Linked DNA regions of Mus musculus: all the other regions are linked to region 2. The links are chromatin loops, found by intact Hi-C in ENCODE. Cell type or tissue: heart. All regions are shown on one strand. Links, peaks and the distances in the headings refer to the core of each region. The heading gives the core; the rest is flanking DNA. Region 1 overlaps Tmem131l (transmembrane 131 like). Region 2 holds the start of Tmem131l (transmembrane 131 like). Region 3 has its middle 54 kb from the start of Trim2. Region 4 holds the start of Mnd1 (meiotic nuclear divisions 1). Region 5 overlaps Tmem131l (transmembrane 131 like). Region 6 overlaps Mnd1 (meiotic nuclear divisions 1).

Evidence for each region. A loop is a pair of places that touch in the nucleus more often than their neighbours do. Peaks named below come from ENCODE experiments on the same cell type or tissue, not always from the same donor. Only the 100,000 strongest peaks of a DNase experiment are listed, where the experiment ranks them.
Region 1: it touches region 2 in a loop (5-fold over the local background); 17 of 42 quality-filtered maps call a loop at or near these places.
Region 3: it touches region 2 in a loop (3-fold over the local background); 3 of 42 quality-filtered maps call a loop at or near these places.
Region 4: it touches region 2 in a loop (2.6-fold over the local background); 11 of 42 quality-filtered maps call a loop at or near these places.
Region 5: a loop joins it to region 2, with 6 times the contacts of the local background. A loop is called at or near these places in 17 of 42 quality-filtered maps.
Region 6: it touches region 2 in a loop (2.5-fold over the local background); 11 of 42 quality-filtered maps call a loop at or near these places.

Annotation. Positions count from the first base shown.
Region 1 is chr3:83,951,442-83,956,467 of GRCm38, reverse strand. The region is part of intron 7 of Tmem131l (transmembrane 131 like); the gene reads left to right. Among named protein-coding and RNA genes, the nearest start is that of Tmem131l, 86 kb to the left of the region's middle. In heart, for the core only: a CTCF peak has its summit at 2,453; a DNase peak (open chromatin) is centred at 2,407.
Region 2 is chr3:84,038,029-84,043,054 of GRCm38, reverse strand. Tmem131l (transmembrane 131 like) reads left to right here and starts at 2,894. Exons shown (of 35, transcript NM_172681.4): 1 at 2,894-3,078; 2 at 3,670-3,740. The coding sequence starts at 2,955. Gm30352 (a long non-coding RNA gene) reads right to left here and starts at 2,834. Exons shown (of 4, transcript XR_867387.3): 1 at 2,144-2,834; 2 at 1,003-1,207. In heart, for the core only: CTCF peaks have their summits at 2,324 and 2,975; DNase peaks (open chromatin) are centred at 2,374, 2,734 and 3,704; H3K4me3 peaks cover 2,543 bases; H3K27ac peaks cover 2,088 bases.
Region 3 is chr3:84,310,948-84,315,973 of GRCm38, reverse strand. No RefSeq gene overlaps it. Among named protein-coding and RNA genes, the nearest start is that of Trim2, 54 kb to the right of the region's middle. In heart, for the core only: CTCF peaks have their summits at 1,258 (motif pointing left) and 2,754 (motif pointing right); DNase peaks (open chromatin) are centred at 1,193 and 2,743; H3K4me3 peaks cover 265 bases; H3K27ac peaks cover 494 bases.
Region 4 is chr3:84,153,746-84,158,771 of GRCm38, reverse strand. Mnd1 (meiotic nuclear divisions 1) reads left to right here and starts at 2,986. Exons shown (of 8, transcript NM_029797.3): 1 at 2,986-3,110. The coding sequence starts at 3,108. In heart, for the core only: no CTCF peak of the experiment used is centred there; a DNase peak (open chromatin) is centred at 2,961; H3K4me3 peaks cover 1,476 bases; H3K27ac peaks cover 922 bases.
Region 5 is chr3:83,944,769-83,949,794 of GRCm38, reverse strand. All of the region lies in intron 7 of Tmem131l (transmembrane 131 like), which reads left to right. Among named protein-coding and RNA genes, the nearest start is that of Tmem131l, 93 kb to the left of the region's middle. In heart, for the core only: a CTCF peak has its summit at 2,770 (motif pointing left); no DNase peak of the experiment used is centred there.
Region 6 is chr3:84,120,972-84,125,997 of GRCm38, reverse strand. The region is part of intron 4 of Mnd1 (meiotic nuclear divisions 1); the gene reads left to right. Among named protein-coding and RNA genes, the nearest start is that of Mnd1, 32 kb to the left of the region's middle. In heart, for the core only: a CTCF peak has its summit at 2,343 (motif pointing right); no DNase peak of the experiment used is centred there.

The DNA of each region.
Region 1 (5,026 bases), core at 697-4,696, 87 kb after region 2:
ATCCTACCACTACCTCCTGAACACTGGAATCACACATGTGCACATGTATATGGTGCTAGGAGCAAGCCTAAGGCATGTTGGGCCTGGCTTGGCCAGCTGCCCTACATCCCTCCGCCTTTTGCTCATTGGAAAATGTGTTGGCTTTTTAGTTGTAAGCCATAGAAGCTCTCTGTCCTAGAGAGCAGGACTTTTATCCAAGGTCATGATTTTTACATAGTTTCTCCCACTCTGTAGACTGTCTTCTTTAGATAGTATCCTTTGAAGTACAAAAGATACAGATTTTGATAAAAATCCCATTTATCCCCTTTTCACCTTTGGTTAGTTAGTTTTAGTATCTCATTTAAAGATTCTTGAAGATGATGACACTTTTATGTTTTAGGGTTTTGCAGTTTATCTTTGTTCCTGCCCAGTTTGACTTCAGTCTTGTGAGTGGTGTGAGGAAGACTTCGTGCTCATTCTTTTGTATGATGTGCTCAGGTGCCCATTCCATCTGCTGAAAGGCAGTGCTCCCACACTATGTGATCCTCCTTAAAGGCAGTGCTCCCACACCATGTGATCCTCCTTAAAGGCAGTGCTCCCACACCATGTGATCCTCCTTAAAGGCAGTGCTCCCACACCATGTGATCCTCCTTAAAGGCAGTGCTCCCACACCATGTGATCCTCCTTAAAGGCAGTGCTCCCACACCATGTGATCCTCCTTAAAGGCAGTGCTCCCACACCATGTGATCCTCCTTAAAGGCAGTGCTCCCACACCATGTGATCCTCCTTAAAGGCAGTGCTCCCACACCGAGTGGTCCTCATGCCCTTTGTCGTCATTTCTCCTCTCTGGGCTGTAGGTTTCTCCTTTGCTTTTCTCTGTACAGGGATTTGTGGCTTCATTCAAGTCAGACCCTCTTGGATGTAGCTCTCTCCAAAGTCAGTCAGTCTGTCCATCAGTCAGTAGATAGTTCTTGAGTGGTCCAGTTAGTACGTGGGCTGTGAATACACTCTGCAGTACCCCGACTCTTTTGCTGAGTAGGATTTGAAGTTTGTTGACAGAACTGGTCCTTGTCAGAAAGCAGCACTGATGTTAAGTTCAGACATCTGAAGGCGTTTTTCAGAAGTCACGTATTTCACGGTCTCTTATCTTTGTCATGGCTAGGAAAAAAAAATCTCAAAATGTTTACAAGGGCTTATTATATGCTAGAAGTATATAATTTTAGAAGTAAAATCCTACAAAATTTAAGCCAAAGAAGTAATTATGGAATTCCTAAGAGCATATCCCTAGTGTAATATTTCTACACTCAGGCTGTTTTCTTGTGCGTCCCTGTGCTCCTTGTGTTTGTAGCCCTCTTGTTGCCAGCTCTCCTATCAGAGGGAAAGTCTTTCTTCTCAGTTCTGTCCTGGGAGCTTTACTTCTGCTGACAGTGCTCACTTGGGGTGGAGGGTCGTGTGCAGGATATCATAATTCCTCCAAAGGGTTCTAGCTCTCCGGTGCTCAAGGCAGAGTTGTGCATTTTTTGTGGGATCTTGCTAGAAAGTGTGCTCCATGCATAGCTAGGAGTAAGATGTCTAGACAGAGACAAGCGTATCATCAGCTTTAAAATGATGTCTGTTTCCACTGTAAGGGAGGGAGCTTCATTTTGTTTAAGGAGAAAGGTGGAGTTAAGAAAAGAAATAAAATTATTTTACGTGTAAATTAGACTAAGATGATAAGAGTGATTTAAAAATGTTTTCAGTGAAACGAGATTCATAGAATGTGTGTGTGCGCACACGCTGCGAGTGCATGCGCACCCATGCATCTTGGGGAGTGTGTTTCTATGTTAACGTGATCTTGTGTACAGGGAAGTGCAAGCTCCTTAGCTTTATTATAATGCAAGGCCATCCCTAGCTAGGGTCCAGTGGTCTCTCCTTCCTTGGAGCTCCTGAGTCTCTCTTCCGAGCTAACCATCCTTCCCAGAACACACCACACCATCCCTCTCTACCCACTACTCCTCATGAGGTCTATCCTAGTCTAAGTGCGCTAGTTCCATATTCCAGGCCCAGTTCAAACACAAGCTCTTCTCAGCATTCCCCTGATCCTCGTTAGCCCTGTGCTGCTCTCTGTGGCATGGCACCAGGCCCACACCCTGTTGTGATATGCCCCCCTGCTCTTCCGGGGACTCACCTAGATCGATGCCATCAGGTCCATACCCTGTTGTGATATGTCCCCCTGCTCTTCCAGGGACTCACCTAGATCGATGGCATCGGGTCCCTATTGTGTAATGTTCCCCCCTGCTCTTCAGGGCCCAGTTGCCACCACTTCTAGAATGTCCATGCCAACTCTCTGTGTAGTACACTGAAGGCCCTGGAGTTTTAAATAGCTAGGTGAGCCAATGGGAATTTGAGCTGATCTACAAATAGCACCTAAGCAGTCACTCCCTCCGAGTGAGGAGCTCCACCTTTCAGCGCCGCCTGGCTGGCCGACCTTCCAGCAGACTGACCCGAAGCAGGTGCCATTGTTCTTAGTTTAGAAATTGTGGAACGGACTCAGAGTTCAAATGACTAGGTTGGAGGTCAAGATTAGAGCTAGGACTGCAAATGACACCTGAGTTGCTTTAGTTTTTTTCCCCCAAATGTAGTAAATGTCATAATGAGTTTCCTCTGTAATATTCATGATGCAGGAAAGAAAATGCCAATAAGTTTTTTTGGCAACATTTTTATTATGGCAACAAAAATAGACAGTTTAAAGCTCCACAGTGGAAAAAGGACTTGACCAATTGAACTGTCAGCTTAGCCGCATATTAGCGCTCCTTCCAGACTAAGATTTGGAGGCCCACGTGGAAATGTTTGACAAGCACGTAAGCCCAAGGTTGACAGTGTGCTCTTATGGTGTAGCTCTGGTGGCAGAGCATGTAAATACTATGTTAGCTTGCAAGAAAGCAGGGACTGATTGATGCAAAGGCCATGGAGAGGTGTCACTTACTGGCTTACTTCCTCCAGGACCACCCACCCAGAGGTGCCACTGCCCCCAGTGAGCTGAGCCCTCCTATATCAGTTATTAACCAGGCACATGCCTAGCAGACTTGCCTAGAGGCCCGTCTGATATGAGGCATTTCCTCCTTTGAAGTTTCCCTTTCCCAGATGACCCCTGCCAGCTTGTGTCAAGTCAACAAATTAAAATATGGTTACATTATCACCCCCTTTCTTCTAACCCTTTCATGATCTCTTTTCCAAATTTATGACTGCCTTTGTCTTACTATGGTTATATACATATAAATATACACATAACTGTATACATACAACCTGCTGAGTCTCTTTACTGTTGCTCGTGTGTATATGTTTTCAGAGCTGACCTCCTGCTATTGGGTAACCAGTTAGTGCCTCATCCCTGGGGAAGACCAGCTCTCCCTTCTTCAGTGGTACTAACTGCCCATGGCTTTTTGTCTAAGGGTTGCACCCCATGAAACATGTTTTTCAAAAACATTTTCTTCAACACCTTCGTAGATCTAGACTTTGTAGATTCTCTCACACATAGAGAATGTTTTATTGATTTGTTTGGTTGAGGCAATGTTCGAAACATGTGTTGTCTCATTATCCATCAGTTGTGTGAAAGGCTAAAGGAACTTGAAGTTTTTGAGCCTCTGTAAAATATAAATTGTTACGAATAAAATTATGGGAAAGCTAGAGAAATTACAATTAAAGGGAATCTGTGGCACACAGTTGTACTGTGTGTACACACTTGCACACGATGACACACTAATTTCTAAAAAGTATGTTTTCAAGATATTCTGTGATTGCAAAAATTATGATTTGTAACAAAACAAGAGAAACAAACCAGAGGAGTGAAAAGTAAAGGGTGGGGCTGAGGGAGGGTGGCTTTGATCATATGTGTGTGCGTGTGTGCATGCGTGTGTGCTTGTGTGTGTGTGTGCGCGTGCATGCGCGCATGTGTGTGCATGCGTGTGTGCGTGAGTGTGTATGTGAGTATGTGTGTGAGTGTGTAAAAGCATCATACTGAACGCCACTGACAAATGCAATTAATACATCATAGTAAAAAAAAAAGTATTACAGCCTGGCAGTGGTGGCACATGCCTTTAATCCCAGCCCTTGGGAGGCATAGGCAGGAAGATTTCTGAGTTCGAGGCCAGCCTGGTCTACAGAGTGAGTTCCAGGACAGCCAGGGTCTATACAGAGAAACACTGTCTTGAAAAACCAAAAGAAAAAAAAAAGTATTACAAAGCAAAGCCATCCTTGGTAGAGGTCACCATGATTGGTACTTGTTGTCTTCTGTAGTTTTCTAACTTGCATGTGGATGAGGGATGACTCTCTGACAGTGACCGTGTTGCTGTCCTGTGTGGTGAGAGAGTTCTCGGGTGTGTGATGTCATAAGACAGCCCTGACCAGGAGTCAGCCTTTGAGAACTGGCACAGCCTTTGCTGTAGGTGCACGATGTCAAGCCTCACACCTGCCAGGAACAGGGGCTGGAGCCCGGCGGGAGGGTGTACAAGTAGTTGCTGTTGTATGGTTAACTTCCTGGGTGCTGATCCTGCCAGTTCAGTATGACAGTGACATGGGGGAGAGGTAAAATCAGTGCGGGGAGGAGACTTGAGAGAGACTTTCCCTCACAGTTAGACAATGGAGAAAGGGAGAGGGCACATTTTACTTAATAAAAAAAGGTACTGCAAAAACTTATCTAGGATATGGAAGGGAACATAGAAAAGTTTAAGGGCTCCATAGTAGCCCTGATCTTCTGACTGTTGCACACAGTAGGGGAGGGTCAGGGGTCCCCATAGTGGCTGTGTTCTACGGATTGTCCTGCATGATTAGGTGGGTGGATGAGCAGTTTAGATAAGGGATGTTTCCCCCTACTAGATTGTAACCTGAATCAAGCTTTATGTCCTAGCTGAGAAACGATGTGGTCTGGCAGTATTATATGAAGTAATAATTGAATTCATTAATAGAGAAATAATCTTAAGGAATTATAAGCTGTTTATGAAATTATGGCCCTCAGTTTTTTAAAACTTCTTTCAAATAGTTATTGTGTTAGAATACTGTAGAAGGTCTT
Region 2 (5,026 bases), core at 543-4,542:
ACCCTATTTGTGGGAATTTCCTTCTAGTCAGAGCTGAAGCTTAGATACCAGTGGCTTAGTGAAACTCTTGGTCTTATTTCATTGGGGTGAGGCCTAAGACTGATTGATGGGCCAGCAGAAGGTTGCTCCATGTATAGGAATTATTCCAAGGTTGGAATGATAAATGAAATGTTAATCAACAGCTAATTCACACATTTGCCTATTAGTATCAAATTTAACACTTTATAGGTATGCCACACCTCCACAATGGGAATAAATTGTAGTACAATTTCTAGCATTTCTTGAGTACCTAATGGCAGATGTTTAGCATGCCTTATCTCACCTCATCTCCACAGTACTTCCTGGGACTTAGCATGGCTAGTCTTCTCTAGATTAGGGTTGTTGGGTTTACCATTTGAGTCAAATTTATATAGGATGTGTCAAGATACAATTTGTGTATAGACTCGCTTTTCATCTGTACTCTAAAAAAAAAAAGTTAAAAAACATTGTTAACATCATGGATGTTTTAAAATAAGAACTGATATTGTCATTGTGGTTTTGTGGTGCTGAGGATCAAAGCCAGGGTCTTGTGAATGGGGCAAGGGTGGCGCTACTGAGCTACATCCCCAGCCTTCTTTTCCTTTTCAATGTTGAGGTAGAGTCTCATAAAGTTGCCTAGGTGGTCTTTACATGTCCTCTGCTGCCCCTAGGATGGCCTGGAGAGTTCTCTATTCTCCTGCCTCAGCACTGTTAACCAGAGTTCATAGGCCTGGGCCACTAGACAGAGTTGAGGGTGAGCTTTTTGTTACTGTGTTTTGCTTTTTGTTTTTAGTTTATGACATAGATTTAACAACAACAACAGAAGCTAAATAAAAAGAATAAAGATTTTCCTCAATTTCTCAGCTCTAACAGTCTGTGGCTCTGTCATTAACAGGGATAGCAGGAACACAGCACAAATACATAGGTGCTGTCTTTGGAAAACAATTTTACCTTGAAACATGGGAGCTGCTTATTGGACCATACCTTCCTGTTGCTCGTGAGTCAGCACGAAACATCCCTCCAGAGAAGGCCAAGTGGGTCAGATTTATCTAAGAAGACAGCTGTGTGGTCCTGGATCCTTCTCCAGTCTCGTGGCACTGCAGATACACGCTTCTGGCTTCGTGAATAACGGTCAGTTACCCACTTTGTAAAGAACCCAACACGGAAGTAGCAGTCTGCCCTGGAAAACCTTTGGTAGGAGAATAAATGAGAGCAGACTCAAATATGGCCTACGGTAATATTCCTCAGTCTTTTAAGTAGTTCTCTTTGAGAGTGTGATACTTTTTTAATGTGAGATTTTATTAGTAAAAAGGTAAAATAATTTAAAAATCGGTGGAGTTTTGCATCATGACTTTTAAATTATACCTGTCAATATTTGCTTGTTTTCTTAGTATGGGTTTAAAATTAATTAACATTAAAATTAACATTTAATATTTACATAATAAATAGTAAAAACTGAAACACCTAGTGTGGGCTGAAACATGTGTTGGTTTTGTGGTACTGTGACCTGAACCAAGAGCTTTGCATGCGATAGCCGGGACATACCATCGATTTTCTGAGACCCTTGAATGCAGTGAGGGAATTTCAGTATCCGAGGGGCAAATAGAAACCCAGAGAAGTGAAATGAAGAGGAAAAAAAGGGTCCAATGGGATAGGACAGGACATCCTTGCCAGGGATGCACCCAAGCAATCTGGGGGGGGGGGGAGTAAGAAATAATTGGAGCTGCTCAAGTTGGACAAAGCAAAATGACATTTCCATGTGGACATTTGCTTTTATCAAGTGTTAAGTATGGCAAAGAAATCAGGTGGTTTAACCTCATTTAGAGTTACATCCAGACAAAGAGATTAGGTTCACAGTATGGTATTATGAAGAGAGCATCCATCATTCATATTGTCCTTGACCAACATCTGACCTGCTATGAGACTACATTTTTTCCCATAGTCTAGACTGGAAGGCTCCAGAAGCAATTAAACAGAAGATCAATGTAAGCAGACAGGTGTACACCATCACTTCCTGAAGCTCACAGTCTCTGAGTTTCATACGAGCTACGTTTGCTGCACACAGCAAATCAACTTAAAAAAAAAAAAAACAGAGGCAGAAAATAAATTTCCAAGTATGACTTACACTACTTATTAATATTGTTAACTGGCAGGCGATCTGTGCCCTCCACTTCAACTACGTTTAGCAAGTGGCTGGCTCACTTTTGCAGTCTGATTCTGCAGGTCCATCTGCAGGGCTCTTGAAGGTCTAACCTAAGCTCTCCCACCTGTCAGGATTTGGACCGTCTCCACAGAGGGCGCTGAGCGCATTACCGCCACGCGGCGCTGAGGTCAGCCTCTCGGGTGTTGGGAGAGCTTTTTATTCTAAATTACAGACCTCGCAGCCACCGGATATCCTCGCTGCATAACAGGCAGTAGCTGTGCGGCTGCACTCGCGTTTCCTGACAACCACAGCAATATTTCCACTAATATCCTGTTCAAGGCCAAGCGCTGGGCTACGATTCATTCCCAGGACCCCTCCCCCCGGGGGGTTAGTGCCCCCACCGTGGCCCGGGTGTCATCGACAAAGAGAACCTCATGAAAGTTCACGACAACACCCTCTCCCCGTGGGCCGCGAGCCCCAGCCCCCAGAGTCAAGCTTCTGGGGGCCCTCGGGCACGTGCTGCGCGCTGTGAGCGTTCGCATTGTCTTCGTCCCTCCGCTCCCCGCCGCGTTCCATCCCCTTCTATCTGCGGAGCACACGCGCTCGGGAGCAAGCGGCGCGCCGGCGCTGAGCAGCAGTCCAACAGCTGCGGGGGCGGGCCCAACAGCGGGGGGCGGGCCCGGAGGCGGGGCGGGGCCAGGGCGCGGGGGCGGGCCCGGGGCGCGGCCTGGCGGCCGCGGCGCCACCAAACAAGAGAACAAGATCGCTGCGAGCGAGCGCGGCGAGCACCAGCATGGCGGGGCTCCGGCGCCCGCAGTCCGGCGCCTACCGCCGCACGGCCGCTGCCGTGAACCTTCTGCTGGGCGTCTTCCAGGTCCTGCTGTCCTGCTGCCGTCCGGGAGGGGCTCAGGGACAAGGTCAGCCCGTCGTCGGGGCTGGCTGTCCCCGCCGCCCCGCCCCCCCTTTCTTTTAGGGAACTGTTGAAATCTGTGAGGGTTCGCGGAGGAAGGGGACTCGGGCGGCTGGGGAAGACGGGCTGCTGCAGCCCTGCGACCGCAGCGTCCCCTCGGCGACTCTAGGCCGGGCCAGGAGCGGGCAGCGTGGGGCTCAGGGACCGCTAGCCGCGCACGCCCCGGAGCCTTTGTGCGCGGGCCCCTGCGCCCCGGGCGCATCCCCCGCTTTGTGTGGCGCGCGGGTGCCTCGCCGCGCCCGGCTTCCTGCAGCTTTGTTTCCCCCAGCCCGGTGGCTTGGGGGTCGCGCCGTGCTTGGTGCGGCGGCCTCATGCCCTGGTCTTGACCAAGCCCGCACGCCCTCATCTTCTGGACCCCGGGGTCCGGCTGGGCATTGTATTTGCATCCTCGGCTCACCCCTCGGGTGGCCTGCCCTGCGAGGGGAGAAGGAGACTTGTTTGGGGGCAGGCGGTTGGCACGAGGGGACGGGCGAGGAAACAGGAAGCGTTTCTTTGCCGTGCATTACAAACGCGGTGTGTTTTTTTGGTGTCCGTGCAGCGTTTGAGCCCTTGCCGAACGTGGTGGAGCTGTGGCAGGCAGAAGAAGGGGAACTCCTGCTGCCCACTCAGGTGAGGAGGACCGGTGACAGGGCGGGTGTGGGCGTGTGAGGGAGGAGAGGCCTGGAGGTTGCCGGCCTTCCCCCCAATGGCACAGGAGCGCTCGGGTCACTTTGCAAGGCAAATAAACGGTCGTGCCGAGCCTGAACACCTGGCAACGGTGGCTCTTCAGCCTGGCTCCCGCGCCATGTGACAGGGTGTGAGTCAGGGCCGCCCCAAGTTCAGAAGGTGGGTGTCCAGGCCACCTCAGCAGGGTTGTGTGTCTCACAGCCTTGCGCCTGGCTAGTGGCGACTTCCTTGGCTCGTTAGTGGGCCAGGGTGGGCGGAGGACTCGCTTCTGGGTCTCCACGGCTGTCTCTAAGCAGGCGGGTGTGGTGTGGATGGCAAGTGGCTGGAGGGTTGAACACAATGGGAATATTGATTTCATAAATGTTAGTGAGTGGTACTTTGCCATTAGCCTAAGTAGCTTTGGGATGAAGAAGTGACTTTAAAGGAGTATAATCTTGGAATTTCTCCAAATGTCTTTAATTCCTGTTAGAACACACCCACTTAAGAACCTGAATTTCAGGTTTTTTCACCCCCCTACGATGATATAATGATTACATGTGGAAAAATAATTGCTAACGTTTTATTGGGAATCTGTAGCATAGAGGGCTTCAGGCTGCAACGGATGTGGTACTGCAAAGCTTTTGTCTTGAATTGCATGTTTCAGTTATGCAAGAAATTCTCACTGACTTGCAAAAGGTACCCACTTACACATAATTTTGAAAACATAATCTTGATGACTGTTTTCACCAGCAGTGTAGTAGAGACCCCAAATGCATTTGGGGGGTGTGTGTTTGCAGTGATAAGAGAACATTAGGCTTGCCTGTTTAAATTGTTTATTGCTTCCCATGCTGGTAGCAGCATTAAAATCAGGATGTTGAATTCTAACTTCTCTGCAGTCTCAAGGTTTACTGTTCTCCCTCTCACTGAAGCGGCAACAGTGCTGGCTTTGAGATATTTGGAATATTCATTTTGACCAGGGCCAATGAATAACAGCTTACAGGCAGAGGTGATTTTTCAGAGACACTTCCCCAGATCTTTCAGGAAGGCCAGCAGGCTCCAGGAGACCCACCCTTTGAGAATAAGCCCTGCTAGCAAGTAGTCCTTTCTCCTAAATGTATATTCCCAAATGAATTTTTAACCCTTGATTCTAAATAATACATCTGTTTTGAAAAGAGAGGAAATAAAAACCAAAACCGGGGGAAAAAAAAACCCACAAAAAACAACAAAAGTCTCAAAGCCAAAATCAGTTG
Region 3 (5,026 bases), core at 706-4,705, 270 kb before region 2:
GTACAGTGATGTACAGTAGGCACCCTTCCATGGGTCTCCCTCCTAATCCTGGGAAGGGGTGACTCTGCTGGGAGAGGGGAGGCAGAACCACGCTTGCCTGAGATACCTCTTCATCAGAAAGGATGCCCAAAGCACGTACCCATATGCAGGTAGCCTTTTCCCAATGCCCTGGTGTCTTTAAAGGAGACTCACTTCATTTAATACTTTAGGTTCCTTAGGCCAAGAGATACCCATGCAGATAATACTCCAGAACTCGAAAGCTCTTTAGGTAATTGCATCTAAAAATATCCTCTGGACAGGCATGCCGAATTAAATGTGTAATACAGTGAGAGCAGCCCTAAGAAACCCAGCAGCCCAGCAGCAAAGCTTTGGCAAACTGGGTGACCTGATTATTTGTCTGTTTCTGGGTCTTTATCATGTGCTATAATGCATTATCTCTGCTGACCAAAGCTGCTGTCTTCTGCTTTGGTACAAGGAGTGTGTGGGGGCTGGGGGGGGGGGTGGCACTTAGCCCCACCTAAGCTGCCTCTGGGGAGACTGGAGTACTACTGCTTGCTGCAAGAAAGAAACACAGAACTAAGACACTGTTGATAGCAGAATCTTCAAACCCAGTAAGTAAACAAGAGGCTTGAGTTTCCTGGCATGAGAGTGCTCCTCTTGGGAGATCTTGCTGTCTTTGCATTACTGGGTGTTTGCTGTTTCTTAAAAGATGGACCGTGAAAGCCATCTGATTAAACTTGGGTGGGGCTACTTGAGTGGATGAGGTGTGTCTTCATTGGTAAACAAAAATAAACTTTAAAAAAGGAAGCCGGGCCCCGTGCCGGGACAAGCTAGGGTGGAATCTCCATCAAACAGGATTTGTGTCAGGCTCAAGCTGGCCCTCTGCCTGCCATTCTGGGAAGAAATTCATGCAGATTGGAGTGCTGAGTCTTCAGACATCAGGGTGGAATCCCCATGCCAGGCATACAGTATCTTTGAAACAAGTAACCATATGCTTTCAAGTATCTGACTTCATTTTATATTCAGCTCACTTGCATGCAGGCATGCACACGCTGGGGTTGACTGAGCACGTCTGTGGCAGGCTGCAGCCGGATCATGAAGATAGGGGAGGCAGCGCTTGAATGTTAAGTTTCTTTTGAGTTTTGTGACTATACTTCTCTCTGCTCAGTTTGGACCGCTGAGTTAGCTGCTTTTGTTCTTGGCTGCTACACTGTGGCCAGATGATTTTTTTGAGCATCCTGGAGAACTAGTGCCCTCTTGTGGACAATGCACTAATCTCAGATTCAGTACATGTCAGATTTCCTAAAGGGCCTTATATTTAAATATTCTTGGCAGAGAACACAGAAGGAAGTTTGATGTTCTCTGAACGCAGAGAACAAACTTTTATGTTAAGAAAAATGACTTGATTTGGAACTTTGGGTCAGGGAGTCTATTACTTAATAGTGTTTCCTAAGAAGTTATAGCTTTATATTATAGTCCACCCCCCAACCCCGTGTGTGTGTGTGTGTGTGTGTGTGTGTGTGTGTGTGTGTGTGTGTGTGTGTGTGTTGGATGTAAAGCCCTTATCTGGCATGCTTTATTTGTAGCACTCAGGAGGCAGAGACAGGCTGATCTCTGAGTTTGAGGCCAGACTGGTCTACAGAGTGGATTCCAAGACAGCTAGGACTATAGAGAGAAATACTGTCTCAACAAATGGGGGGGGGGGGGAGGGGAGGGGGAGGGGAAAGGGAGGGGAGGGTGAAAAGGAGGGGAAGAGGGAGACCTTTCCATAAAGACAGCTGGCTCTTTTGAATCTCTATAGGGTAAGCACTTGCTGTAAATGCCAAGCCATACTGCTGTTTTAGGTATTCACACATGTTACAAAACACCCCAGGCAATCTCCTTCACAGCCCTAACAGCTCCTGGTCAAAGATGAAGTGTGTCTCTCACAGTCTTCCCAGAGGGAACGCCTCAGGAGCGAGGCTCCATGTTAAGTGTTGGACACTTAGTAAGGACCTGGTAGGTGTCTGCTCTCCTCAGGTTTATTGGTGACCTTTTCAGCTCGCAGGTCACCAGACCCAACAGTCACCATGCTAAGTTCTTGGCTGGACTCTAGAAGTGGATAAGAGTGGCGGGAAGCAAATGAGGTCGCAGAGTCTGGTTCACTGTAAGAGACAACCTAGAAATCCCCCAATGTAGGATGCTGCGAGTAATCACACAGCAAGTGCGCCGAGCAACATCACTAGTAAAGAGCTAGAGACCCCTCTCCTGCCAGGGTCGTCTTCAAGCTGCCACTTTCCTCTGGCAGGGGTCTCTCCTGACGCAGACTGCAGGCCACTTCCTTGTTTCTCGATCATTTTGTCGCCCGCATGTGCAAGCCTTATCTATAGTTCAGCTTGTACCACTCCATTTCGTGTAACTTCACACTGTATCTTTCCAGTTGGTTCCTTTCCAGCCCTGCCCTTTCTGTGTTTTGTTTTGTTTTGTTTTGTTTTGTTTTGTTTTGTTTTGTTTTAAAACTGTGATTTGGACCCAGGGCCACACACATGTTAGGAAAGTACTGTACCACCCCGGTATATCTCCGATCCCTCTGTCACTTTTTATTCTGAGACAGGGTCTCTCCAAGTTGCCCAAGAAGGTCTTAGAAATTCCTTAAAGAACCCAGAGAACAACTCAGTGACCCACAGGGGTCACTGGTCAGTTTCTTAGTGTCTTGGTCTTCCTCCGTATTTCATCATTTCCTGCACCTCAGGGGTTGGAACAGATGCATGCTTGATCCCTATACAGGACACTAGATGGCGCCATATCCTTCCACTCGTAGCACATCAAGCTAATTGTCTCTGAAGCCATCAACTGTTGATGCTGGAAGGCTAGATTCATTATTTATTCCCGGGAGGTCTTCAGAACGGTGATATCTGAATTTCGCCATTTGGTGTTTGAGGATATATCTTGGTAATGGTTCATTCATCTAGCATGTGCGAGGCCCTGGGGTCAATTCCCAGCAATAGAGGGAAAAAAGTACTGACTTTAACATTTAAAAAACTCACTCCGTTAAAATTTCACTTGAGGGCTGGTGTGATGGCTCAGGGGTTAAGAACACTGACTGCTCTTCCAGAGGTCCCGAGCTCAATTCCCAGCAACCACATGGTGGCTCAAACCATCTGTAATGGGATCTGATGCCCTCTTCTGGTGTGTCTGAAGACAGCTACAGTGTACTCATATACATAAAATAAACAAATCTTTAAAAGAATTTCCAGTTGATATGCAAAAAATGGTAAAGTTGCTTGTCTTCCTGGGATCCTGTGGGCTCTCGTCCTTTATTTTCCATCATCAGTAGAATAATTATACAAAATGTCACCTCTCACATAGGATATGACTTCGCAGTGGTATGAGTCAGAAGATTCTTGCTCTTACTATGTAGTTTTCAAGAAAATGGATTCATTCCTGTGGGGGTTGGGAGTACAGACACTCCCTGTTGTGTTGGGCTTTTGCCAGTCACTGAATCTGCCTGCACACGGCTGCTCTAAACAGTAGAGCACGTGAAGGTGATGGTGGATGAAACCTACACCTGTGTCCCGTAGAGATATAGATTCTGCTTTGTGTCCTTAGAGGTGGTGCCTGGGGCTGCTTGTGAGAAATCCTGTAACCCAGACAATGCCACTTTAGAAAGCCCACCTGTGGGAAAGATGGTCAGCCATCCCAGGGAGCCTGGGCGTGAGACCTCCCACTGCAGCTCCGTGTACCATGATAAAGCAGACTGGTGAGTCCCACCCCACCATTTGCTCTTCCTGGGGCACAGGTACTGTGGCCATTCCCAGCAGGTCCCACATGAAGTTCTAAAGTGGAATTCATAACCATTTTCATTGCACACAAAATTTGGCAAGACTAGTTACAGGCAATAGTTGGCAGATACCTCCAGGTCACCCTCAGAAGATGACCCATGGGACTGTGACACTCTGAGGGGCTGCAGTTGCTGACAGGCACTCTGTATTTTAATGCTCTGTTCCTTGTTTGGTTAGTGGAGCCTCTGGAGATGGTTTCTGGATCCTTTGGATGTAACTTTGGTAGTCTTTGGTAGCTCACACATATTTGGTGTAATAGAATGGTCCAGCCTCATCTTACGCTGGGATTTAGCCAGTGGTCCAAGGATCTTGTTGTCTTTTGTGGAGAATATTATGATTTGCTTCTATATTCCTCCTCATAGACAAGATAGATAGATGCCCCGTGAATTCACACTGAGAACTGCAGCTCAACTCAGAACTCACATTTGACTTAACCTTCTTGTCCATCTGTCTGCCTGTCTGTCTGTCTGTCTGCATTCCCTTGAACACTGGAAATGACTAACTGGCAGAAGCCATCTAGGAAAGATATGGCAAGTAAGTTTCCTTGAGGTGGCCCACCATTTTGCATGGCTGTGATGCAGACACTCTGGAGAGGCACAGCCCCAGAGACTTCGTCCCAGGGTTGCTTCTTGCTGCTGATATGTCTTTCCTGACACTATTACATAGCCCAACGATTCCTGGGCATCAGCCTATCTGATTGGGCAAATTTCCTGCAGATCAACACAAAGATGAACTTTCATAAATTCATGCTGTTTAGATGAGTTAATGACTTTATAGAATTCCTGACTTGATTCAAATAATTTTAGGAAGAAAGTGTAAGGAGATGGCTTATTTGTTTTGGCAGAAAGATATAATAAAGTCAGAATGAGGAAGAACAGAGTATGCCCCTCCTCATAGAATAGTAAGTAAAAAGTGCATAATAAGGAATGCAATGAGCTTTCACAATTACACCAGGAAGAAAAATAGGCTTCAGACAGATTTATGATCAAGGAAAAGCATTCATTCTAGGTCAGGTCCAAGGATGAAGTCACGGGTGTGCACTCTGATAAAGCAAGGCCATGTGACACTGTTGTTGCTTTGAACTTATAATGAGCTTATAGAATGAAACACCGCTTTGAACTTACTATCAACATCCGACTGTAACTCCCCTTTTGTGTAACACTTTATCTATGAGGTAATTTTACAAAGAACCTTTGTCTAAGAAA
Region 4 (5,026 bases), core at 664-4,663, 120 kb before region 2:
CCCTAAGTTCATTCCAGCACTTAAACCAACAACAATAACATCGACTCCCTATTCTATGGGCTTGAGATAAATGAATACAACGTCAGCTACGTGATCTATGGGGTCTGGTGTGAATTGAAAACACTGGGCCCCTTTTTCGTAGAAAGGGGCCTGGAGAAACAGTGTCTTAAATAGGGTTGCTATTGTAACAACACCACCACAGCAATTCTTGTATTGTTTTTAGTTTTTGGGTTTTTTTTCAAGACAGGGTTTCTCTGTGTAGCTCTGGCTGTCCTGGAACTCACTCTATAGACCAGGCTGGCCTCGAACTCAGAAATCCACCTGCCTCTACCTCCCAAGTACTGGGATTAAAGTCATGTACCACCACTGCTCAGTGGCAATTCTTGTGAAGGAAAATATTTAACTGGGTCTGGCTTACAGTTTCAGAGGTTTATAGTACACTCTCATCATGGCAGACATAGTGCTGGAGAAGAAGCTGAGAGTTCTACATCTTGAGCTGGAGGCAGCAGGAAAAGACTATGTGTCACACTAGATGTAGCTTGAACATGTATGAGACTTCAAAGCCCACCTCCATAGTGACACACTTCCTCCAACAAGACCACATCCACAAAATAGTGCAACTCCCTATGGGCCAAGCATTCAGTCACAGGGTTGATGGGAGCCATACCTATTCACTCCACCACTTACAGCTCAGTAAAGGGCTTGCTTTGTTGGTGTGAAGACCTGAATTCCATCCCGAAAATGTATATGAAGTGTTGGACATGGTGGTGTGTTTGTGACCGCAGCCCTGGGGAAGTAGAGTCAAAGAGACCCTGGATCTTGCTTCCAGGAGATTCTAGACTACTAGGGGTGCTAGAAGCTAGAGTGGGAGAAGCCTAGTAGACTCTGGAGTCACTGGGGTCCCAGTCCCCCCAGCCACTGTTCCACTAGCATGGCAACATTCTTCCAGCACCACCAGCTGCTGAGTGGTTGGAAGCCATCATTGACAGGTGACATCCTGGGGATTGGGGACACCAGGTAAACAAGAGTAAGTGTGTGGGCATGCTAGCTGTCAGAATGATCGGGAACAAAATCAGACCCACCCACATAGGGGACAAGAACACCACTGAGAAGAGAAAGGAAACATCACTCCGTCTGAGAACTGGCTGGGGCCTGTTTGGCTGAAATATGACAGACTGCCAGATTGTAGCCTGCTAGTTAGCTCTGAAGGTTCCCCATCTTTGACAAGATGATACCTCTCATCTTCTGCAGATGAAACTCTTGCTTTTAAAGTAGTTAACTGTTCAGCTATTCCCTCCCACGGCATACAAGACTCAGAGCTCACAGTCTGAAAGGTTGGGGAAAGATGTTTGTGGCTCATTCATAAGAGTTTGTATTTTAAGTAGCTAGGAATGATTCCAGTTCCTTTAAAGCATGGATTTAAAAGGTATTTGCGAGATGATTATAAAGCAAACTGCTTGCCTTCTAGAGACAAGGTTCCCCGGCTAACCCACCCTGCTGAGCACACAGCACTCAGATTGTTTCTTTCCATAAGCCCACACGCCTCTAGGGACTGACACAGCTCATTTTACTTCTCAGCTGGTCTGTTCACCGTACAACAGAAGCTCTAATTGGTTGACTTTTTGCTCAAGTATTTGACTGACTCTGTGCTTTGACCTCAGTCTTTAAAACACATAAATTATGTGCATAGATGAGCAACCAACCACACTTCACCATCACCTGGGAACTTTCAGTAAAGATTTCAGGTCTAATATAGGTTGACCAAAAAGAAAATGACTAAAATTGCTTGCATTTGTATAGTTGTTACTTGATTGGATAAACTTATTTTTATTGTAATAATAATAATAACATAGGAAGAGGAGGAGGGGGAAGGGAGAGAGAGAGAGAGAGAGAGAGAGAGAGAGAGAGAGAGAGAGAGAGAGAGAGAGAGACTTGCTGTCAGGAAGCCCTGTCCTGAAAACCTAGGATTGAAAAAAAAACTTAAAAAAGTAACTGTGATAAAGAGCAAATTAAGAACTCTAGAAAAGCGTTAATAAAGTGGATGTGATGAAAACTCTGTGTCACATAATTGACAGGAACATCTCTGCTATATGCCTGTTGTCAGGGTATGAGCATGGCAAGCAGGTTTGGATACATACTCACCCCCATCCCCGACTATTGCTCTCCTTTGTAAATGCTTTGGATGATTTTTGCTAATCACGTTTATCCTATCTTATAAAATAAAGGTTTTAGTGAAACTTTGAGAGACAGATTCACTAGTAGTTGCAAGAAATAATTTAGAAAGCTCCCACATACTCTTTATTAAGGTCTGACAGTCAGCAGCACTAGAATATTTACGTTTCATTTGTAATGCAGAACACCTGCACTACTCTGTACACTCTCACCGCTCTGTATCAGAGGACTTTTTAAGGCTAGAGGTTGGTGCTCGCCTTTAATCCCAGCATTTAGGGAGCAGCAGCAAGCAAATCACTGAGTTCGAGGCCAGCTTGGTTTACAGAGAGAGCTCCAGGGCAGCCAAGGCTACACGGAGAAACCTTGTCCCAAAAAAGCCAAATAATAAAATTAAATAAGACAAAAATAAAATAAAATAGAAAAAGAATTTCTTTTCTAAATGTACTCGTTTCTTGCAGCCAAAGCCCCATATTTTTTTTTTTAAGCTAAAAGAACACACTTAAAAGCGAAGACTCAAAAGTTGCCTTTTAAAAAGAAAACTAAAAGCTACATTGAACACTTAAGTAGTAAGCAACTCTGCAACCCCAGAGGCACGGGAAGGGAACAGAAGCCTTCCCTGCTCCAGCTCCCACGCCAGGCCCCAACTTTTCCTTTCTGCCTACAGGCTGCCCAACCCAGACTGGTCCATCTGGTCTCAGTCCGGCCCTGCCCATCTCAGGCTCCTCCCCTACTGGACCTGCCCATTATTTCAGGCCGCGCCCCTCACCGCCCTGCCCATCTTCTCAAGCCCCGCCCAGGCTCGGCTCCTCCCTCGGGTCCCGCAGTCCTACCAGGGCCGCCAGGGGTCGTTGCATCTCCCCTGCACTTCCTCCGGTCCTTCCCACCCCACGCGGTTGTTGGCGCCAGACTCAAACAGGGAGGCCGCCTCGCGCAGCATGGTAAGAGCGAGGCTCCGACGCGCGCACCTCTGGGCTTCGGGGCCGCGGCAGCAGGGGTTGTGCCTGGCCAGGCCTTGTGAGGTTGGCCCCGCGCCCACTGCTGCGCCCGAGCCCTGATGGCGGCCTGCGCCGCCCTGGTTCCGAACCGGAGCGTTCTAGAACCGAATCCAGAAGCCCCGCAAGTTGGACCGATCCGCGGCTCCCGACCGAGAACCCCAGGGCGCACGCGCTGCGGAGTTGGCCACTGAAGTGTTCAGTGCCCTTCGGTTCTCCTGGAATTAGAACCCGGGGCCTTTTACTTGCTTGGCACGGCGCTCCCCTTTTTCAGCTGCACCCCACCACTGTACTTAGTATGCTAACAGGAGCCGCCCAGATCACTCCGCCTTTAGATCATGGCAGTGACACCCCCACCCCACCCCGCACCCCCGCCTTTAAGGGCAGGGTAGGACGCCCCACCCCCCACCCCAGCCTCCCCCACCCCCCACCCCACCCTGCTCTCTGCGGGCCAATCCTGGTTTACTACCAATCGCCGTTGTCTATTCGGACTTAATGACTCTCTGCCCTTTGGATCGTTTTTTTTTTTCAACTACCTTCAAAGTTTTGTGTCATTCTTTCCACTTTTGGCGACAGAGTATCAACGAGTCGCTAGAGTGACCCCAGATTTTAATATCTTAATTTAGTTAATTTTGGTCGTCACACAGGGTGGACAAGGATCAGGTCGTTGGGCATTTATTTGAAAAAAAAAAAATTGCCCAGCTGTAATTATAACTGATAACGGCTTCTTTGTGGTTAAACTAACAGACGGGCCACCTGGGCATGCAATGGCCCAAGGAGCCCAGGACCAGATTCAAAACAACAGTGTTACCAGTGTTTGGTGTTATCATGTTTCTCTTTGTAGAATTTAAGTACCCGACTAAAAGGAACTAGGAATTATTGATGTGCCGGCCTCACCCTCTTATTTAACCCTCTTTATAGGGCAGTTGCCTACTGCCAAAGGGATTTAATGGCTCTTAACTCTTCACGCAGGTATTGCTATTAGTTTTATATATGAGCAGGAAAAAGTTCACTGTTAGTCTGGTCAAAGTTAAACTTTTGACCTCTTTCCGAATGTGAATTACTATTTCGATTTGGCTTGCTTTGGCAGGTAAACAATTACAAACGTAGGCCTGTAATCCCCAGATGGCTTTGCGTCTCCTTCATAATCTGAAGGCATCTGTGTTTTACCACAAGGAAATACCCCTCCCCAGTTTTGAGGACTTTCTTTTCTTTTTCTTTTCTTTTTCTTTTCTTTTTTTTTTTTTTTTTTTTTTTTTGGTTTTTTCGAGACAGGGTTTCTCTGTATAGCTCTGGCTGTCCTGGAACTCACTCTGTAGACCAGGCTGGCTTTGAACTCAGATCCGCCTGCCTCTGCCTCCCTAGTGCTGGGATTAAAGGCGTGTGCCACCACCGCCTGGCGTTCTTTTTCTTTCTTGCTGAAGTCTCTAATGTCAGTATGATGTCCATTTTACATTAGTTGTTTTAAATCTGACCTTGGATGTTTCCAACTGTGATTAGTAAGAACTCCTAAAAGGCACAGGGATAAATCATGCTGGAAGTCATGCTCCAATTCAGCTGCGTTTATATGATGTTTATATTGTGGTAGTAAGAGCGTTCCGAAACTGAGCTCCCCGGGACATTAGAGTCTCCTTGTTGCTTGCCTCTGGGGGATTGTAAAGAACTTTCCAGAAACTGTTTATAATACCAAAATATTAGGATTTGTCACCCCAGATGTGGGCTCTGTTTTCTCCTGATTTAGCCACATGATTAAGTCCTAATGTAGGGAGCTGAGCAAGCCTTGAATGAGTGAAGACCCCAGTGAACCTGTGTTGTTGACATGCATGGCCTCATCAGAGACACCCCCCCCCCCCCAGCTCCAG
Region 5 (5,026 bases), core at 647-4,646, 93 kb after region 2:
GCTGCGGAGTTGAGAGTAGCCGCCTATCAAGGAACAGGCATCCGTGGGCATAGCAGGATTGCTTTCGTGCTCTACCACTTTGTGGGTCTGTTTATTTCTTGTGTCTTGTTCATGATGCTCAACTGAATTATGTCCAGACTCTGCAGAGTCCCTAGGCTGAGATGTGGGGTGCGCTAGCCTTCCGTCACTTCTCACTGTTGACCCTGGAGGCTTCAGACCTATTTCTTGAGGTTTCCCTTCTGTGCTGCCTGCTTGCAGCAGAAGAGCTACCCTCAGCAGATTCCTGAGGGGTGCAAGAGCCCAGATTAGGGAGCCATCAGCCTTGTGCTCTGTTTCTTCTTGGAGCAAACTCTTTACATTGCAGGGGAAGTGCTTTGCTTCCAGTGTTTTTGGCTTTGACCACTCCCACTATGAGCTAGGCTCTCAGCTCTTTTTCACTTAAAATAGCCAGTAAGTATGTTTGCTGCATAAGCTGGAGGAACTGAGGTCAAATCCCCAGCATCACAAATGGTTGTAACCCTCTGCTGTACCAAGATGGAGACAGGCAGATGGCTTGCTGACAGCCGGCATAGCTCTAGATACAGTGTGTGACTGTCTCAGAGGAATAAGGTGGGGTGACAGGACAGGCACCTGCTGTCTACCTCTGGTTCTCACACATGTGCCCCAGGCCAGCACACACGCATGCCCACCCCCAACTTTTAAACAAACTGAAAGGAAGAGGAGAGAATGACTTCGAGTGGTGTTTCCAGCCTGTGAACACTTGGTTCCCAGCATGCTGAGCCCTGTCAAGGCAAAAGCAGTGTATTCTGGTGAGCCAGCGTGGAAGGACAAAACAGAGTTGTTAACCTTGTGTTGGCCAGGGAGCAAAGACTGGAGAAACAGCTAGCGGAGCCAGAAACCCCTTCAAGTGGGAAGGCCAAATTGTTTGCATAATGGGGCCACTTGCATTTGGGTAGATCCACCTCATTACCTAGAGGTTACCTCACTCTAGATTGCTTGCATTTGTCCTTCAAGGTTTCTGGCAAGTATGCTGGGTGAGGGGGGGGGGCATGTGGTTATCATCCCCCCACCTTTGGGCTTTGAACTGATTGTTACATTAGATGAAAAGAATTTAAAGTATTTTAGGAACAACATATTTCCCTTAGAAACTGAAGGAGTGAGGAAGAGGAGTCCCTCCTCACAGCTGCAGTGTGGGAGAGCCACTTTCCACAAACATCCAAATTATTGTGGAACTAAACTAAGGAAGTGTGTTAATTGTGAGTGAATACATAGAAGTAAACTGCCCCTCTCCCCTCCTCTGTGCCCAGTAGTTTGCACATGTGTCTCACTCTAGCCAGAGTGAATTCAGTAACTCTCTCCTAAGGATGGAGGTAGGGTCTTAACAGTAACGAGGGGATGGCTGGGGTTTGGTTTTGAAATGATAAGGATTAACCCTCTTTCTTGAGAACAAAACAAAAAACTAAGTCCAAGCAGCTCTTCATTTGTTCATATGTTTTGTGAGTGTATCTGGAAATATAAGTAAGTTTTTTGTTTGTTTGTTTTTGTTTTTTTCCTCTTCCTCCATGGGAGGGCAGAAGGTAGTGATGAGGATTGAAACAGAATTACTGTTTAATACCAGGGAGACGCAGCCATGCTGCCCTTCCTGATAACTGAGCTGAGCTGTCATCAAACATTGAACGACGGCTGTAGCATCTGAGAGTGCGCAAAGGTCAGGGCCCAGGTTAGCTCTCATGTTGTCCAAGGCCATGGCTGTGCAGACTTAGTTGTTACAGCCTCATGTGTTTGGGCTGCCAGCTGGACTATCCCATGGCCTGTCCAGAGCTTGTGTTCCTACTGATAGGGCATGCTGACATAAAAGATTTAGCATCTGAGGCTGTGAAAAGCAGCTAAGAAGAATAGGTTGTAAAGTTGGGGCTTTTCATTGGAAACCTAGTTTCAAGTACTTTGTTCATGTGGTCTGGGTGATTCTGCGGACTCTCCTGGGGATTCTGTGGACTGACTCTCATCTGGTGCCTGGCTGTTGTTGATACAAGTCATCAAAATGACTTAGGGCTTCACCACTTTATTTCCTATTTCATCACACAGTCTCAGAACTTCACACGTTGTTCTTAAATGTCTTAGCCAGTGGAAGGAGATGACTTCTCAGATCCCAGCTCCCAGTTCCGTATTCTCCTTTTACCACAAACCACCAGGCTCTATACAAAAGTAGCTTAAAGCATTTCTGCTTTCTTGAGTGCTGTATCTTGAAATGGCTTTTAAAATCTTACGTCTGTGCTGCCAAAGTTCTATGTACCTAGGAAGAATAAGCTCTGCTAATTCTGGTTTACAAAAATAACTTCTCCCACTAGCTGGCTGGCCCTAGGACCTTTGATAAGTCACTGGCCCTCCACGCTACATTTCCTCCATGTCTAAAAGCGATAATATTACCATTCTTTAAGTAAAGACTTAATATATGTTATACTCTAGGTTATTAAAGTAAAATGGCACGTTTCAAACATATAGAATTGGTTGGTTAGTTGGTTGGTTGGTTTTCTCAATTGCTCAGGCACTCTGGGGTAGGAGGGGACAGTCTTCCTGTTTTGCTTGCTCTTTTGGGTTCTTTCAGTGGAATTTGCAGTATTTTCATTGTTGTTCCAGATAGTTTGTATTTTGGTAAAAGTTTCTCTGTTAAAGTTAAGATTGTGAGAAAGAGCTGTCAACTTTTCAATTTTCTTTTGACAAATCCACACAGTTCACAGGCAGTGTAGACATACTCCAGCTCCCCCTTGTGGGGTTCTGAAATATAATCTATCAGAAGGAAATTACAGTTTGAGTCTCCCTAAATCATAACTTATAAAATTAATAGTACTCTAAAGATTGAAAAATCTTGAGCCCCAACAGGACACCACAAACGTGATAGTTCAATATACACAAATGTTTTTCATTGGCAGAATTACTTTAAAAATGTATGACCAACCAAAGAAAACAAATGGTGGGACTCATGGCTCTAGCTGCATATGTAGCAGAGGATGGCCTAGTCGGTCATCAATGGGAGGAGAGGCCCTTGGTCCTGTGAAGGCTCTGTGCCCCAGCATAGGCAAATGCCAGGGCTAGGAAGCAGGAGTGGGTGGGTTGGTGAGCAGGAGGAGGGGGGATGGGATAGGGGGTTTTCAGAGGGGAAACCAGGAAAGGGGATAACATTTGAAATGTAAATAAAGAAAATATCTAATACAAAAATAATTTGTGAAATTATGTCCAGGCTATATGTATAAAGCATTTAAGACATAAGTGAATTTTGTATTTAGACACAAGTCCCACCCTTAAAAGAGCTAATGGTATGTGAGAGAGAATATTCCAGAGTTAAACATTTCCTTTTTTAAGCCCCTAGAATAGAGAAGCACAGAATCTTGAGTGGTTTCTTTATGTTATGCTTTTACTGAGCACACAAATCTTGCTTAATTTGGCAGATTATAAAAATCATCTATGTGAAAACTTACCAAGAATAACAACATCAGCTTGTAAATCATATGAGGTCACTGTGTTCTTAATTATGTTTAAATTGTCATTCTGAACGCTCAACATTATTTATCCATTCAGAGAAAAGTTAGAGGGAAGGAAACTATTTTAACCAAAAACCTAGTTCCAAGCAGCTCTTCATCTGTGCACATGTTTTCCCAGTTGTGTGGTGTCTGTGGACTGCACACCCTCTGTCAGTTCGCCAGCCATATATCAACTCCCTCCTTAGGCAGAACATGGAGTTGAGTGCTTATGATCTACTGAAGAAGGTAGACCTGACCAAATTGTTACCGTGCAAGTGAGGAACGTTAGAAAGAGTTAGGTAGCAGGTGTCCCTGTGTAGTGATGGGTGGCTGCTCAGGTATGGCTTCTGAGGGTATTTACGCTGAGGCAAATTAGATAGCAAGTAGGGGATGGTGGTAGGCAGGCTAGCAAGTGGGTTCACTCTACAGGAACAGCAGTTTCAAAGATACCAACTAGAGCAGTGTAGCCAGTGTGGACATGGGGGCCTTGATCTTGCAGTTCTCTTGCCTCCACCTCCACATGGTAGGTGCCGGCCATCGTGTCTGGCTTGTGAACTCACCCTTTGTGGAGGGAGAGTGGAGTGGAAAGGGTACAGGGAGGAAGTTAGCACACCGCAAGTTTCTCTCTCAATTACTGTGGCTAGTGTAGTTATTTATTTAGGCTCTGTACTCAGCGAGGCTGGCACTCAGCATCAATATGGTGCAGAGCTGACAAAGTGCAGAAAGTAAAGTGCCCAGCTGTGTTCCAGGAAAGCCTCATTCGCAGAAACAGGCAGAAGACTGGAGTTAGGCTGGGGACACGGTTCACCATCCTAGAGCTGCATGGTTTGGGGGGATGGAGGAGGCCAGTGTAACTGGCTATAATGGAGGCTCAGACGGTGAAGTGAAGTGGACTTCTCAGGTGTGAATAATGCCAGGGCTGCTGGTGGTGCTAAGATGATGAGTGGTTTAGGACCTCCATGTGCAGCAAGGTGCCCAGCTTGTTGCAGAGCTCCCTTGGGTGGAGGACGAAAGTGTAAGAAACGCAGCACCCAGATCAACCATGACTGATGGTCGGGAGACAGAAGCAGGGAAATAGAGAGAAGCAGGCTGTTTCATGTCTTTGGTGCAGGGATTTGTTCATAGTTTTACTTTGAGAGGTTGTTTGGAGTTTGTATTGGGAGTATGGATACCCATGTACTCTTGGCTGAAGAGTGATTCTTCTCTCTCTGGTCCATATCTTGAATGAGAAATGGTCTCTGTCTATACAGTGCTACTGTGTATCGCATGCGCAGCTTCAGGAGGGCGCACGGAGGGAGAACAGACTCCTTAACCATTCACCAGCCAGATCACAATGGCCCTTGAAGATCAGTGGGGCAGATGTAGCCAGCAGGCTGCCCTGGCAACCTCATAGCACTGCTCTGCTTTAGACAGAGTAGAATATTATTTACTAGCAGTAATTTTGTAAGTCTTTGTTGGATTTCACGTATATGCTCAAGGCATCTTGAATACTTTGTACTATACTTAAA
Region 6 (5,026 bases), core at 381-4,380, 83 kb before region 2:
CATGTACCACAGTGACTGAGCTGCAGAGAGATCTGCGAAGTGCTGAACAAACACATTAATCACTGCGCCCCTGCCTGACTTCAGCAGAGCCTGGGCTCAGTCCTAAGTGCTGAGCACTTGGCCTAAGAGTCTTGCCCTGCCCTACAGTCCCTTTCCTTCTGCCTGATAACATATGGCAGTGAAAATGATTTCCACCAAACAGTCAGGATTATTGGAACACTGGTGTAATATTGACTTTAAAAAAAAAAAAAAAAAAAAACTTAGCTTTGGGAATGAATGTTATGTGGGAACAATTAAGTGTGTATTTTTAACTTCATCATTTCATTTTTCTACCATTTTGCCTGAATTATACTTGACAGGATTCTGAGTAACAGATGCAATGTGTTACTGAAAAGGAGGTTCTGTAATCAAAAGAATTTGGAACCCTGGGTTCACACAAGTAGCTAGTTTGAATTCTTGGAGCCTTTAAATATGCAAGTCTTCCTTATCCAGTTTCCTTGAGCTATTAGTGTTCCATGAAACACACTTTAGTAAATTCTGTCCAAGTTTATGGTGTCACTTCAGCAAATTAAGACTGTATGCACTGCCACAGAGTGCCCTCTCAAGTTTGAATTCATTCTGGTTGCCTGAGATAATCTCAGCTTGCAAATTGCATTGCAGCTTGTGTAGACCTCTGCTGGTGTCAACAGGTTCTTTTTTCCTGGTTAAATACACCTGCATGGAGTCTCTGAAGAGCCCAGCTGACATTCCTTAGCCTTAAGAACCCTCTCACCAGGCACTTAGAAACAGACAACTTGGTTAGTATATTTGTAGTGTCTGTCTTACAGGTTATGCATCTATTTTTTTCTACCCAGTTAGCTTACTTCAGATCTGTCTCTGAGAGACATTGGCAAGCAAGAATTTTCCAAGCTACAGAAGTTCACATTGCCCTGATATTTTAAAAATAGTCACATTGGCATTTTTCCAAAATAAATTTGTATATAACTCACTTAAAACCAAATACTATTAACATTCTTAAAGCATATAGCATTTTTACTTTTAATTCTTTGTATATGGGTGTGATTGGGTCAGGTCTCCTGGAGCTGGAGTTATAGGCAGCTTGGGTCTTGAGGAAGAGCAGTACAGCATCTTAATGTCTGAGATGTCTCCCTCTCCTCTCTTGCTCTATTGCTGACATTCTTATGTATGAGTAAACAAATGGGAGAAAAGGAATTCAAATTGGCTTCCATAATAGGGATTCATTATCAGAGGTAAGAATCTAGAGGTAGCCTTCTCAAGGGTGGCTAATTGCACTACACTTTATCTAGACTGCCTTTGACATTTGACTTTCCCTGTTTGGTTCTAAGTACTTACTGAGACTCCTAAGTCCTCTCTCAACAGTGCCCAGAAAATAGACTTCCCATCCCCTCCCACCCCACCCCTCTCTTTGTCTCTGTCTCTCCCTCTCTTCCTCTTCCTCCCTGTTCATCCCCACTCCACCCCCCCCCCCCCGAATCTTTTATATAAGAGGAAAATGTCAGCATGCCCCTTTGCCCAGGCAGGCGTCTGTTTCGGTCTCATTGGCAGAGTCTGAGTTGACAGGCTTATACTGAAAGATTGTTCTGGGAGCATCCTGTTCTTTCAGAGCACATTACCACTCTAGACTGAACAGAAATTGGAGCTCTGTTAATAGTGAAAGGCTTTGTAGGAGCAACTAAGAGATTCTGCCAAATAACATCCATATGTATTTAAAGCCTTTTAAGCCGGGCATCCTAGCTGCTCGGAAGGCTGAGGTAGGAGGGTATTTAGAGGCCACCCTGGACAATGCAGCAAGCCTCTGTCCCTCCACCTCAAATGAAGATGTGCTTTTAAGTTGAATATTATTTCTATCTCTTGTTGTGTCAGATACCAAAGAGTTAAATACTGTTTGCAGAGATAGGGTGACTGGAATATTAGAGATGGGAGAAGGAAATATGCATGTATTTTATTGATAAACAATTTGAAATAATTGAAAAACAGTCAATGGTTAAAGCTGTTGAAATGCATGCATTTGATGCTAGTTTTAAGTTGTCAGAGATTTAGAAAAAAAAGTTTACCATTTGCTTTGCTCTTGTGTGCTTTGCTCTTCAGGCTAGGCTTCCAGACTTCCCTAGAAATTACTCTTCTTTGCCGTCGGAGCTTCATGGTGTGGTTGAAAAGGGTGACCCTGTACTAGTTATCGAATTCCATAGTCCCTGCTCCAAACACTATTCTGTGTTTCCCAGGAGATACAGGCTTGTGAGCATCATTCTAGACAAATATAAATCAACCAGTCTGGAAAAGACCCAGTCCACAATAGCCAGACCTTAATGCCCTGCCACCAGGTGGTGGCAGAGTGTCAAAAACCATGCATGCCATTAAAAACCCTCATTTCAGTTTGTTTGCAATATTTGCCCCAAAAGGCCATCAGTATTTTATAAATTTTAGTATTTACATTCTAGTAGCAACTCCAGCTGCTCTGTATTTTATAGCCATTTCATAAAAATTAACCCTGTCAGCTGCATTTGTGTTTAAAGTGAGCTTTTGACTCAGGGCATGCATGGTTCAGACTTAATGATTTCACTTGATCACATTCAGATACAGAGTCTATCAGTTCCCTAGTATTTATATTGATTTATAACCATGACTTGCCTACATTATAATTTTTTTCTAACCAACTTAATTTTAGACTAGATATAAAACAGTCTCAACTTTGAAATTTGCTGATTTTCATATTTTCAAGGCTATACATTTACATGTTGACTAACCTTTAACACTTCAAGATACTTCAGTGGTAGTCTCACTGGCATCATTGCCTGTCATCTAGTAGCACCCAAACCAAATTTAAATCTTAACAAACAAATGAAGAAAAGTACAACACACTTCCTAGGACAATGGGGCAGCATACACTTTGAGGATGCCCATTGTAAAAACGTCAGTTTGTGTCTGTCTAGCTAATTGATGATGACCAATAGCCGCTTGATTTTTATCAATAATTTTTAGTTCATGTAATAAGGAAACCAATAAAGGACTAAAAATATAGTTGAGTGGAGATACCAGCAATTGACAGTGGCCTGTCGCTGCTTGCAGTATCATCACTAAGCTTTTCTTTCTTAGTAAGTAAGATTTGTGCCTGTCAGAAAACTGAACAAATACAATGTTGCTGTAGTTGAACATTGGTGTTGCTAGGAATAGACAAGAGAGTAAGGCTGTGTGGAGAAGCCTAAATGGAACGCATGTGAGGGTTGGATGTGAACACTGTCTCCACAGAATTATCAGCAGATCTCTGTACACACCTGCGATGTGCATGACCACTCACAGACAGCATGAGCAATACATAATACATAAGTATTTAACAATGAAAAACACGTATGGGTTGAGGGTATAGCTAGCTTTAGATTGCATATTTAGCATACTTAAGGGTCTAGGTTCAATTCTCAGCACTACAAGGAAAAAACTTGATTCATAAAAATGTGAAGATTTATTAAATATCAATAACTGAAATCAGTCCAAGGGGTTGGGTGGCTCAGGGTATAAGGCACTTGCCATCTATTCATAAGGACCTGAGTTCAAATCTCCAGAACACATGAAAAACTGGATGAGATAGCACATAACTGTGATCCCCAAATACCCACAGCACTGATAGGCAGAGGCTGTCCCTGGAAGCTCCTGGACATCTGCCCAGCAGATGCAGAAGTAAACAAAGAGGCCCTGTCTCCAGGTGGAAGGTGGTAAGTGCTACAGCATAGATGATCCTTGAGACATTCTAAGTAAAATAAGCCACTCCCAGACTCTCTAACATACCCAGGGTCATAGGATCAGAGATGCCCTGAGCAGAACTTGGGCGCTAACTCACACAGTCAGTCCCAGAACACCCAGAAGAAGCTCCACTCCCAGGGGCTCTAACACACCCAGGACCACAGGATCACAGGTTCCTAGGATCCCAGGAGCTTGGTCACACCAGGGCCTAACAGAAACAGAAACTAAACAGAGACACCGTGAAACTAACAGAAGTTTTGAACAAATGGATCTAACAGATGTTTATAGAACATTTCCTCCTAAAGCAAAAGAATATACCTTCTTCTCAGAACCTCATGGTACGTTCTCCAAAATTGACCATATAATTGGTCATAAAACAGGCCTCAACAGATACAAGAAGATTGAAATAATCCCATGCACCCTGTCAGATCACCATGGGCTAAGGCTGGTCTTAAATACCAACAAAAACAACGGAAAGCACACATACACATGGAAGCTGAAAATCCCTCTGCTCAATAATAACTTGGTCAAGGAAGAAGTAAAGAAAGAAATTAAAGGCTTTTTAGAATTTAATGAAAATGAAGACACATCATACCCAAACTTATAGGACACAAAGCAGTGGTAAGAGGAAAACTCATCGCTCTAAGTGCCTCCAAAAAGAAACTGAAGAGAGCTTACACTAACAACTTGACAGCACACCTGAAAGCTCTAGAACAAAAAGAAGCAAATTCACCCTAGAGGAGTAGAAGGCAGAAAATAATCATACTCAGAGCTGAAATCAACCAAGTGGAAACAAAAAGAACTATACAAAGAATCAACCAAACCAGGAGCTGGTTCTTTGAGAAAATCAGTAAGATAGATAAACCCTTAGCCAGACTAACAAGAAGGCACAGAGGCAGTATCCAAATTAACGAAATCAGAAAAGAAAAGGGACACATAACAATGATATATATCTTAAAATAAGTAATCTATTTGTTAGATATTTATAGCTGAAAATATTAAAATCATGTTCTGCAAACATCATGGAAATATTATTGGTAATTTTTTCTCACTGTGCTTGAAATTTTCTTAATGTTTAACTTCAAAGAGTTTTTGCTATTTTGAAATTTTCTTAATGTTTAACTTCAAAGAGTTTTTGCTATTTTGAAATTTTTAAAATATACTTACTGATAAAATAATTTCTCTCTTAGAAACACTGGTAATCTTTTTAAAGTAAATTTATTGTTAGACAATGTACACAGATATATAATGCATTTTAAATACTCTTACT